Regions from separate parts of the Homo sapiens genome. Here region 2 is linked to region 1. Evidence: chromatin loops called from intact Hi-C (ENCODE). Cell type or tissue: heart right ventricle. All regions are shown on one strand. Links, peaks and the distances in the headings refer to the core of each region. The heading gives the core; the rest is flanking DNA.

Region 1 (5,372 bases), core at 252-5,251:
ATCAATAAGGGGCTGCAAGGGGAATCATTATGCGGTGACAGTGATAAATGACGGTGCAGAAATAGCATGCTTTTCCCCCCTAACAATCCAGGAGCCCAGGGGCTCCGGGGGCTGAACACAGTCGCCAAGGAAACAGATGACATCCCAAACGGCACCAAAAGAAAAAAAATGAACAGTCTTTCTTTGCCTTTCACTCTTTTCCGTCTTCCAAAGAGTTAGTTTTGGCTCAAGCAGCAGCTGCTACACAAGGCATTTCGTTATTTCAAACATTAAAGACTGGAACGGGCAGTGGGAGTCTCCTCCCCTTTCATCCCCACCCCCACTAGATAACACACAAAGCTCGCTGTTCACAGTTTAGGACTACCTGAAAATGCACGTCTCAAAAATCAGATTGGGATGGGGTGGAGGGGCGTCGGGAACGTGGATTTGCACAGCCCTTGCGTTGTGTTTCCCCTGCTTTTGTCCAGTGGAAACTGAGTCTCCAGAACAAGCTGGCGCCTCGCGGGTCGGCCAGTAAGGGAACGGGTGCGCGTGGCTCGCCTCCATCTCCCCGCAGTGCCAGACGCTGCTCTGTGCCAAGGCGGGGGCTGAGGAGCAGGCGACTGCTGGGGGTGTTTGCTGCTGTGCTGGGTTTCTTTGGGATGGAGTTATCAATGGGCGCAGAGATCGTCCCTAAATCGAGAAATCTGGTTCTTTAAAGCCTCAGGGTGCCCTCAGCAAGCGGCTTCAAAAGGGCCTCACTGAACATTCCCCACCCCACCCATGCCCAGAAAGGTGGGCGAGGTAGATGGGCGCAAAAAGGCGTCGGGCTACCAGACTTCTGCGACGGCCCTGAGGCAGCGGGGGACTAGGAGAGGGGCAGAACCTCTGGACACTAGGTGGAGAAGGGGAACTTGCCACTTTGGGGGAGGGGAGGAGGAAGAAAGAGTACTGAGATGTGAGGGAGGCCTAGGAAGAAAGGCAGAGGGAGGGGAGAAGGAAAGCAAGCAAAAGCAATCCCACCCTTACAGGAGGTCGTCACCCCGCAGAAAACAGACACAGGGTTTCTGACCCCTGCCCGGTCCGCCTCGGCGTGGAGCTAGGGACCCCCGCTCGGCGCTCCCTGCCACACACGGCCCCCACCGGGAGGAGCGGGCCAAGCGGGTGCCTGAAGCAGGTGACTTTATTCACTGCTTCCCCAATCGGCGAGGTCCCGGGACTCGTTTTCCGCCTGGAAATTAAGATCATTGCTCGCGTAATGACCTTAATGCTTTAGGGTAGAGGTGAGTGTGTCTGCGAGTGGGCAGGGGTAGAAATTACCGACCCGATCGATGGGAGACTGGCTTAAAACTAAATCCCTTTTCTCCAGGGCTGCACCGCCCGGGTTTCCCCTCAGTGGGCTGAGAGCGCCGGGATGTCAGGAGGCAGCGCGCGGAGGGGTGACCCGTGGGGCGCGGCAAGCCAGAATCAAGGCCCTAAAAATGCTTCCCCCATCTCCCCACTGAGACCCCCAGGGTACTATTTTCAGAGCAAAGGCGCTTTAAAGCTCAAATGTTGGCGAACTGATTGCTCAATACGTTGTTTGTTTTTCCTTTCAGCTCCGCCTAGGGAGAGAATGTTTCAGACTCCTTGGCGGGTAGAGCGGGCCGAAAAGGGAGCCCTCCCTCTCCCAGCCATCAGCTGTCTTCCTCAGGTCCCCGACCCCACCTTTCTCGCTCACTACTTTTTCCCCAAACCCTGGGATTCCCAGGCTCCTGTAGTCTCCGCACCGTGGCCACCTTAAGTGAAACGCGCCGCTAGCAGCCAGTGGGTAAGGCATGGCATGGGAGACGAGAATGAGACAAGGAAAAGTGCCCAGCCAGGCAGGGCGCCCCACTACCCAGTTCCACGCCTCTCTCCATCGGCGTCCAAGCGCCTACCCGGGAGCTTTGCAGCATGAAGTTACGTTTTTACTGCCTTCCGGTGGGCCAAGGGCCTGAGGGTATCCGAAAGGCTGGGGAAAGTTTGCAGAGCTTTTAAAGTGATCCTGAGGAGCTTCTGCCTAAGGCGTCGGGGTGCTGTCTACGGCTTCCCGGCTGCGGCTCCAGACTCGGGCACTCTCCTCCCAACGCCCTCCTAGTGGGCCGTGCACGCGTTCCATGTGCCCTCCAGCCCCCAGGCTCTCTGGGTCGCGCTCCCAGGGCCACTATGGGACTCTGGAGTCTGGGGCCCCCGATGTGGCAAAGTCTATTAGGAAGTCTCCAGGCTACTACAAAGCACTCCGTGAGGTTCCGAGGAAAGAGCGCCCGGACCTGCACCCAGGAGGTGCCTCTCCACAACCTCCTTCGCAGACCCCTGGTCGCCCCATCTCCAGAGACAAAGTCAACAGTCCCTTAGACTAGACTCAGATGGGGGTGAGGGCAGGAGGGTAAGGCAGGCGCCCGTGCAGCCCCCCCACCCCCGCCACCCCCCGCGACCAGAGCTGTGGTCTCTGGGCAAAGACCTGCCCGCCCACGCACTGGGGCCTAGGCCGGGACCCAGCGCATCGAGGGACTCAGGGGTAGCACGTCCTGGCTGGAGCTCTGCGCAGTTGCCCGCTGGATTTCCTCTCGGGGCACGGAGCCGGGCCCAACCCCAGGACTGGAGCCTATACCCTTCCGCTCCTCCCGCAGACTTGGGGGACACTGCACACAGCAACTAACCCCGATCGCAAAGTCGAGCGCGAAGTCTGCACGCCGCGTGGGAGACGCGAGAGGGAGGGGGAGGGCAGGGCTTGCGTTTTTCCTTTTCAGAATCCTTCGACTTCACTACGAAGTTTGCTGGTAGGCGCCTCTGCTCCGGGGTCGGAGCCTCCCACCAAGGCTCCTTCCCCTCCCCTTCTCCCCGCCCCCGCGAGCCGAAGCAGCCGCAGCCTCCACCAGGACCCGGCCGCCCGCTCGATCCCCCTGACCCGGACCCTGCGCCCAGGTTGCAGCGCCGCCCTCCCGGCCTTGCCCCCGGGCTCGGCTGGGGGCTCTTTTCCCCGGGGCGAAACTCGCCCGCCTGGCTCACTTCAAGGAGACACCCGCTGCCTCCCGAGGAACTCCTAATACCATCCATACAGCTTTAATGCGTTTATAATTCGATAAGTGATTTCAATTTGAAATTGTTAGTAACTAATTTTATGGGTAATTTTTCCACATCAAATATTTAAGCATCAGATTAAGGGAGCCAGTTCCGACACTGGATAATAAGGGGGTTTCCCCCACTCCCGCGCCTCCGCCTCCCTCCGTTTCCTACCGAGTCGTTTTTCGAAATCCCCAAAAGATGGCAGTCGAAGCCGACTTTCCTCTTTTCCTGTGGCTCTGCGAAGGGAGGGGGAGAGAGGAGGATGGGGGAGTGCGAGAGTGGGGGGCGGAGAGAGAGAGAGAGACAGAGAGAGAGAAGGAGGAGGAGGAGAAGGAGAAGAAAAAAAGGGGGGAGAGAAAAGCTAGACGGTGCATGGACTTTTCAGACGAATTCTTTCACACGTTTCTAATACAAGCGAAAAGCAGTGGTGAATTTCCTGGAAAAGTCCTGGCAGAAATGAAAGCCAAAAAACGTGCCTTGTGGCCTCAGGGTACGGGATGTGAGAAACTCAGCACATTCAAGCTAAATCTTCATTTTAGAACAGGAGAGGGAGAGGGAGACCCAGAGAGGAACCGACTCGACTGACTTTAGGGTCTTTCTTTGTATTTTAACATTGTATATAAATACTACACAACTAGGCAACGTGTTTCCTCGAGGACTGGACTCTGCGAATTACATAATGAGGGGAAAGAGGTAGGGGTGGGGAAGGGGAAGGGGTGGGGGCAGACTGCAGCGGGCGGAGGGGAGACTGGGGCGAGCAGCGGATGAATTGCAGACCAGTTGCCAAAACTTTTTTTTTTTCCCTGCTGCTGCTGCTGCGGCTGCCTTTGCTGCTGCCTTTGCTTTGAATGTGGGTAACTAGGAAACAGCAAGCCGTCTGAGAAGACGGAATTTCCAACGTGTAAAATGTTCTTAACGGAACCATTGAGCGAGTGCAATAAGGCGTGAGGGGGAACTAATCTTCCCATTTAAATGTTTGTGGCAATTTTATCTAAATGAATTTTAATGCTAAACGAGGGTAATTCCCCATTTGTAGCGCGTTTACTTCTCTTTCCTGTGCTTCTAAAGCAGTCGAACATCATGCAATGAACAATAACAATAAAAATACTGTCAAGGCATATTATTCATTTTGAATGTGTTATAATTACAGCTGATTAAATATGATAGGGTAAAATATTTTTAATTTTTTGAAAAAAAAATTTAAATCATATTAAAAAGTAGTCTCATTCAGCCAGAGCCAGCCCCCTTTCCACCCCCCCCCCACCCCCCCACCCCCCCACCACCAAATAAAAATAAAAACCAGGTACAATTTTGTGCCCTTGTTTAGAGGAGGGCGTTTTGTTTTTGCCTTTTAGGAAACATCAAAAACACTCTCAGCACCTCTATTATTTGCCTCTTTCGGATAAGTGTCCTCAATAACCTTCGAGCTGGCTCTGAAATTTACAAGAGGAAAAGCTAAAATAGCATTAAGAGGGGAGGGCATCGAGGCAGGGGAAGAAAGGAACTGCGAAGAGCGAGGCTCTCACCTAAATGGCTCACAGAGGGGGAACTCACGGAAATAGCAGTTTATTTTTTCTAATTCCTGGACACTGCTGATCTCGATTCTTCAGAGTCACCATATTCCCTAACTACTCTTCACTTGTAAACCTCCCTCCCCTAGCGCCTCTCTCTTTCTCTCTGTCTCTCCCTCTCGCCTCTCTCCCTCTCCCCACCACACCTCCTCCCCTTTCTTTCCCTCCCCCACCCATCCTGAGCCTCCTCAGGAATAAAGGCTGAAAATAACCAACTCACCCGGGCATGTACTGGAGAGGAGGAGCAAATAGACAGTTTATAAAGTTTATTATTAATTGTTAAAGTAAATAAATGGTTGTTAACTGCTAGCAACCACCTATCAAAAGAGAATGATTTCACTCACATCGACTATTTAGGTAGAGGAAGAATTGCCACTAGGTCAACAAGGGAGATTTAAACAATCCCATCTATGGGCTGGGGAGGGGTAGAAGCGCTGCCAGAGATGGCTGCAGTAGGCTGAGCCTTGCTCTCTGCGCATCCACGTGTTTAGAAACAAGGCCCCATCAGCAAAAGGTGAGAATGCATTGCTACTCCAGCAGGTGAGTCAGTCAATCACACATCACCTAGTAAAGCCAACCCACAGCTGGTTTCTCTTTTCGAATAGAAAATAGAATTGCTAAGGGCCGGTTTATAGGGTGACTTGGGCCTGAATGTCAGACTTGAGTTTAAGGCTCTCTCTCCTCCGACCCATCCTTTGTTTACAAAGCAATCACTACTGAAAGGCTTATTTTTTA
Region 2 (5,372 bases), core at 165-5,164, 1.3 Mb before region 1:
TATGCTGATTCACAAGCCCCTACAAGAGCAGAGTTGGACTCAGCTTCTGCTAATGAGCAGAGGAATTGCTTGCGAATACAATGCTGGGATTATAAGGTGCTGGCAGCCATGCCAGAATAATAAGGCCAGATGGAAAATCATACTAGTAAATATCTTCGGTGAATATCCTGTCCCACTCCAGTGCCCTCCAAATACCGTAGCCCAGATCTACAGTTCATGTGGTGGGATTGCAGCCTCTCTTTCCCAGAGCCATCATTTCTGTCTGTGGGGAGAATGATGAGGGTCTTGGGTACTACTCCAAATTTTTCTCTGTGTAGCTATTCAGCAGGAGCCCATATTTGTTCCAACTTGTGACCAAAATCCTTGTTTGCTTGAGTTTTTTTTTTCCTCTAGCAATTTCATCTGTAATCTCAAAGATGAACGTTGCAATTTGCTGGGCTAATCTAATCCACCTTTGGCTTAACAATACCCTGTACTGGAAGAGGCCTAGAGGGCACCAGGCACTTGTTGGCTCACTGTGTCTTTATATTATAGGAGCACCCTCTTGACATTTGCCTTTGGGCCTTGTAGAGTTATACCCACTTTTGACATAATTTTAAGGCTAAATTTCAGGGAGAAATTTCAGAAAGATTCCTATAATCCTTGAATTGCTGTCCCTTCAAAGAGGTAGTTAATCTTTCAGTGGTATCTTGGCACATTCCTGGGACCAAAATAAGCAGGACAGATCTGAGACAGCAGACCCAGGGAAGAGGAAAATTCTCTGCTGGTCTTCCTCTTATGGGTGGGTGGGTTTGGTGGTCGTGGGCCAGATCTGAGTATGTTTATCAAAGGCAGCTGCTGGTGCAATTTAAACTGAATTCAGAAATTAGGATGGCAACGTTGCCACCATTAGTGAGTTTTCAGTGGGTTGTCTAAATGCTATGGTAAGTTGGTGGTCTGACTATATTTAGGGCCACATATTACTCACATAATCCTATTTATCTTACATATCCCAAATTTGCTTAAAAACCGGGATTGAGTAGGTAGGTGAAGTTGTGAGAGGAGGGAAAAAGTAAATGTCTTCTGTCTAATGACCTGAAAACAAATTTGCAAGATGGTTCTGGTAGAAGGAATTTTTTCCTCTTGGAATTACTTGTAGTTAAATACACAAAGAGTATAGCCAGAAGGAAGGGGTTTGTAAAGATAAAATACATATTTCCTTTTGAAACCTTTTTTTTTTTTTTCAACATATGTGACCTTAACCCAAACCCTAGTCTTTACTTCCATTTTGCTGAGATTTAAATAAAACAAACTAAAATTTGCAGGGAAGCCTGCCATAGTGTGTGTGTATTTTTTTTTTTTTAACTTTCCCCTTTTTTCAGGAGATTCTGGTAAATGAATTGAATAAATGTACTTAAGAAAAAAATCAACTCAGCTGGCACAAATCACTAATATCATGGGCTAAAGATTTCACTATTTTTTACAAGCCTTAATAATTATATAACTGTCTAGACAGCACTGTCCAGTAGAAATATGATCTAATGTGTATGATGCATAATTTAAAATTTTCTAGCAGCCACATTAAAAAAGGTGAAATTGACTTTAATATATTTAATTTACCCCAATTTATCCCAAATACTATCATTTCAACATGTGGTCAATGTGAAAAATCAATGAGATATTTTATACATTTTTTTTTTTTTTTTTTTTTTTTTTTTTACAGAATATCCCAATTTGGACTAGCCACATTTTAAGTGGCCAATAGCCACTCGTGGCTGGTGACTCCTGTATTGGACAGAGTAAGTCTAGAGGGCAGAGATCGTATCTGATTTACTCTATTCCCTTCCCAGTTTAACAAACCAGTGCCTAAATAACTGATTATTATTATTATTTTTTAAAGGACTGATTTTTGATCATGAGTGTTTTAGAGTGCTAATGTCTCGTTAGACGTTCTGGGAATAGAGCTGGTCAACTAGAAAAAGGAAAAGTTGTTCTCCAGAGACCCAGGCTTTTTGAATAGAAGAAGAAATGTCCCTAGAAGAAATGTCAGGCTGTGGGTTCCACGTTTTCTGGAAGTTACCCCCTTGCAAACAGGCAGGTTCAAGGCATCCATTTTTTTTTCTACCCGTAGGGGGAGCTCTTGGCCCTTTACTCTTAATAAATTCCAAGTCTGGTTCTCAGAGGCCGGCAGTTTGGAGTTCTTTCACCTGGGTCTGTGGAGAGGTTGTTTTTGGCTTCAAACCAGCAGTGCTTTCGCAATCTCCACACGTTACGGCTGCTGAAATGCGAGGACACCAGCCGGGTGGCGGCTTGAGTCTTGTGATTCCCAGGCAGTCCGGCGAAATGATAAACAAAAGTCTTTTGTGCAATATTAATAAGCTTTAAGCACTCCCCAGCCGAGCCCCTTGTCATCCAAGTAAGTCATGTGTATCAAAAGCCCTTATATGTGAAAGTTTGTTTTCATATCTGGCCAGCGTTGAATGGGAGCCCCCTTTGCCATGTTGTAAAACAAACATTTGTTTATTTTGTGAACAGTGCTGGCAGTATGATACAGGAACTGGGGGCTGAATGGAGAGACCCCTTTCCAAGGAGGCGCCTTTGAAAACCTTTTTGCTGGACCATTCCAACTGTCAACTGATCTTGAGTTCTGTTTACATTAAGACAATAACAGTGTTTCCTAAATAAATAAGTTAGGGACACCCGTGGGCCTTAATGAAACCCCATAAATGGGATGGAGGGGTGGGAGTGGGGAAGGAGTTTTTGTGCTGTGCAGAAACAATGGCCAGTTCATCTTACGGTGTCCCCAAGGCTTGTGTTTTTAAGACAGAAGGGGGCCTTTGTGTTAATTACACTGATAAAAACTCCCCTGGCAGGGCTTCCCCTGGACCGGTGGCATAAAAGATGTGACATTTCGCCCGTGTGAATGCCACACTGCCAAACAGACATTTTCTTAAGCAGAGAAGGCCAGCCCCCACCCCCTCTTCCTCACCAGTTGATCAGCTAACCTCTCCTGGTGTGTAGAGAAAATAAATAAAAACTGTAAGACTAAACCATCTGCTGCTGGGGGTGTCTGGCTTCTTTCTTAGTTGGGTTGGAGCTTCCAGGAATCCATCCATTTTGGTTTCTGAACGGTCCAAGTTGTCCTCAGGTAGGATGGACATAGAGGCAGACGGCTTGTAGTGGAGGAGGAGATGTTGCCCTGAGAGTTTGGGTTTCAGTGGGTTTTCCTGGGAAGCAGGAATTTCAGCTTGTTACTGGAAGTTACATTTCTGAGCAAAAGACGTATGCTAGGTGAAGACTGAAGGCTGAAGATGAGGAACCAGCAGGGCTCACTGCTTGTAAATTAGAAAATAATTTTCTAAATACTATGGTACTGCCATACAAAGTCGCTAAAATAGAGACTGTCATACAAATATTTTCAATTATAAGGATTTCTTATTTGTTCCACAGAAACATATTTAATATACATTTAATGTTAACATTCATATAATTTCATAACTTGCTTTTTTTTAGGTTAGTATTTTTTGATGGGCATTTTCTCCAACTTGCCACCTAATTTTTATAATGATCATTTTCAGTGAATGTACAATCTTCTAAGTGGATATACCATAATTTGCTAATCTGTATCCTTATCCTTGGGTACTCAGAATGTTTAGGATTTTTCATTATCATAAAATACTACAATGAATATCTTCATACCATACATTATTTCCTTTTTGGAGAAATATTGAGATAAATCTGCAGGCTATGATTACTTACGGCTTTTTGACACATAATAGCATGGTAGTTTCCCAGAAGGATTTTAAAATAAAGTAGCTTACTTTTCAGACTATGACGGTTACCTCCTTTTATAGTGGTTTCTTCGCACTTTCACTCCCCTCTAGCCCTTCTTATTTGTTCAGGACAATCCTTTCCCGTTCATGGGCTCCCTCAAATATCTCCACACAAATATTACCTGCTCCTTCTTATAAGGCTGATTCTGGGATATATTCATATGTTAAATGCAACTTGTAGTCACCATTATAATGTTTCAATGTGTAATACATTGAATAAATTCCTAATTGCCATGGTCTAGATATGGGTAAGATACCCTTAGTTGTAGAGTAATTTCTAATTTATATACTATGTCCTCATCCTCCAATAGCTTGAAATTGTTAATGTGGTCAGTATCTTTTCAGAAGTCTGCTCAGTTCGATGGCCAGAACTTCTCAATCTGTGAGAGTAATGGCCGTGTTTGGGCACATGACTGTGACCCCACTCTCCAACCCATGTCTGATGGGACCATGTGTGGACACTTGGAACAGACTGAGCCATGTGCTGTCATAGAGATAGAGGAAGAGAGGTGGGAGAATGGGGAGGTGGAGGAGAGGAAGAGGTGGGGGGAGAGAGGAAAGGAGAGAGAAAGGGAGAGAAGGAGACAGGAGAGAGAGAAAAGGGAGAGAGGAGAGAGAAAGGGAGAAAGGCAAGAAAGAGAAAGGAAGAGAGAGAAAGAAAGGGAGAGAGGGAGGGAAAGAGAGGGAGGGAGGGAGAGAGAATGCAGCAGAAAAATTGTTTCCTGGGTTTCTAATTATTTTCCTTCCCGTAGTTTCAGTCATTCAGCCATTTCTCAAGTCTGGCTGCATATTTTTGGCTTTGAATTTGGAGAGACACCCCACCCTACAAGAATTCTTGTAATAAATCTCTCTCCCCTCTTTCTTTCCCTCCTCCCTCCCTCCCTCCCTCCCTCCCTCCCTCCCTTCCTCCCTCCCTCCCTTCCTTCCTTCTTTCCTTCCTTCCTTCCTTCCTTCCTTCCTTCCTTCCTTCCTTCCTCACTCTCTCTGTCTCGGTCTCTTTGTCTTTCTCTCTTTCTTTCTGAATGTGCTAACTTGGTTACTAATACAGCCTAGAACAAATGGAATTGGGAATAGATATCCCTTGGTGAGGTGCAAATCCATGTAGCTTAATAATAAAATAATGGATTTGGATGTTGACAAAAGTTTTAGCTGTTCTCTCCTGCTGACATGTGGGGCTGTCAGGTTGAAACATGGTATAATTCCATTTATGATTCTGAAGCAATGGAATCTCTCTGAAAAACATTTTTCCCCTTTAAATTATTGACACTCTAAAAAGTAGCTTATTGCAGCTGCTCCAAGTGCTGGACAGTTTGGATGATCTGACACGATGCTTTAATCTAAGACCTTGGGTGACCATATCCATCAATTGACCCAAAGGGCAAAATGAATAGAACGGCTCCTCCTGCAGCTCTGGATAAATATGTGTGGTTAATGGGAGGCAGAGGGTAAAATTTCCAGGGCTCTTTGGTCTTCTTTGACAAAATTAAAACAGAAATCCAAGAAAACCCTGAAAGGCCCCATACCTTCTCACCTGTGTCCTAGGACTTTCCCTCTAAAGGT

What was found. A loop is a pair of places that touch in the nucleus more often than their neighbours do. Peaks named below come from ENCODE experiments on the same cell type or tissue, not always from the same donor. Only the 100,000 strongest peaks of a DNase experiment are listed, where the experiment ranks them.
Region 2: a loop joins it to region 1, with 7 times the contacts of the local background. A loop is called at or near these places in 50 of 110 quality-filtered maps.

What each region holds. Positions count from the first base shown.
Region 1 is chr2:66,573,386-66,578,757 of GRCh38, reverse strand. It overlaps MEIS1 (Meis homeobox 1), which reads right to left. Exons shown (of 13, transcript NM_002398.3): 13 at 4,889-5,372. LINC01798 (long intergenic non-protein coding RNA 1798) reads right to left here and starts at 4,728. Exons shown (of 6, transcript NR_110156.1): 1 at 4,593-4,728. RefSeq lists enhancers at 1-524, 3,039-3,494. In heart right ventricle, for the core only: a CTCF peak has its summit at 3,230 (motif pointing right); a DNase peak (open chromatin) is centred at 3,255; H3K4me3 peaks cover 3,228 bases; H3K27ac peaks cover 1,071 bases; H3K27me3 peaks cover 2,907 bases.
Region 2 is chr2:67,843,382-67,848,753 of GRCh38, reverse strand. No RefSeq gene overlaps it. Among named protein-coding and RNA genes, the nearest start is that of LINC01812, 21 kb to the right of the region's middle. In heart right ventricle, for the core only: CTCF peaks have their summits at 1,893 and 2,102 (motif pointing right); a DNase peak (open chromatin) is centred at 2,223; H3K4me3 peaks cover 412 bases.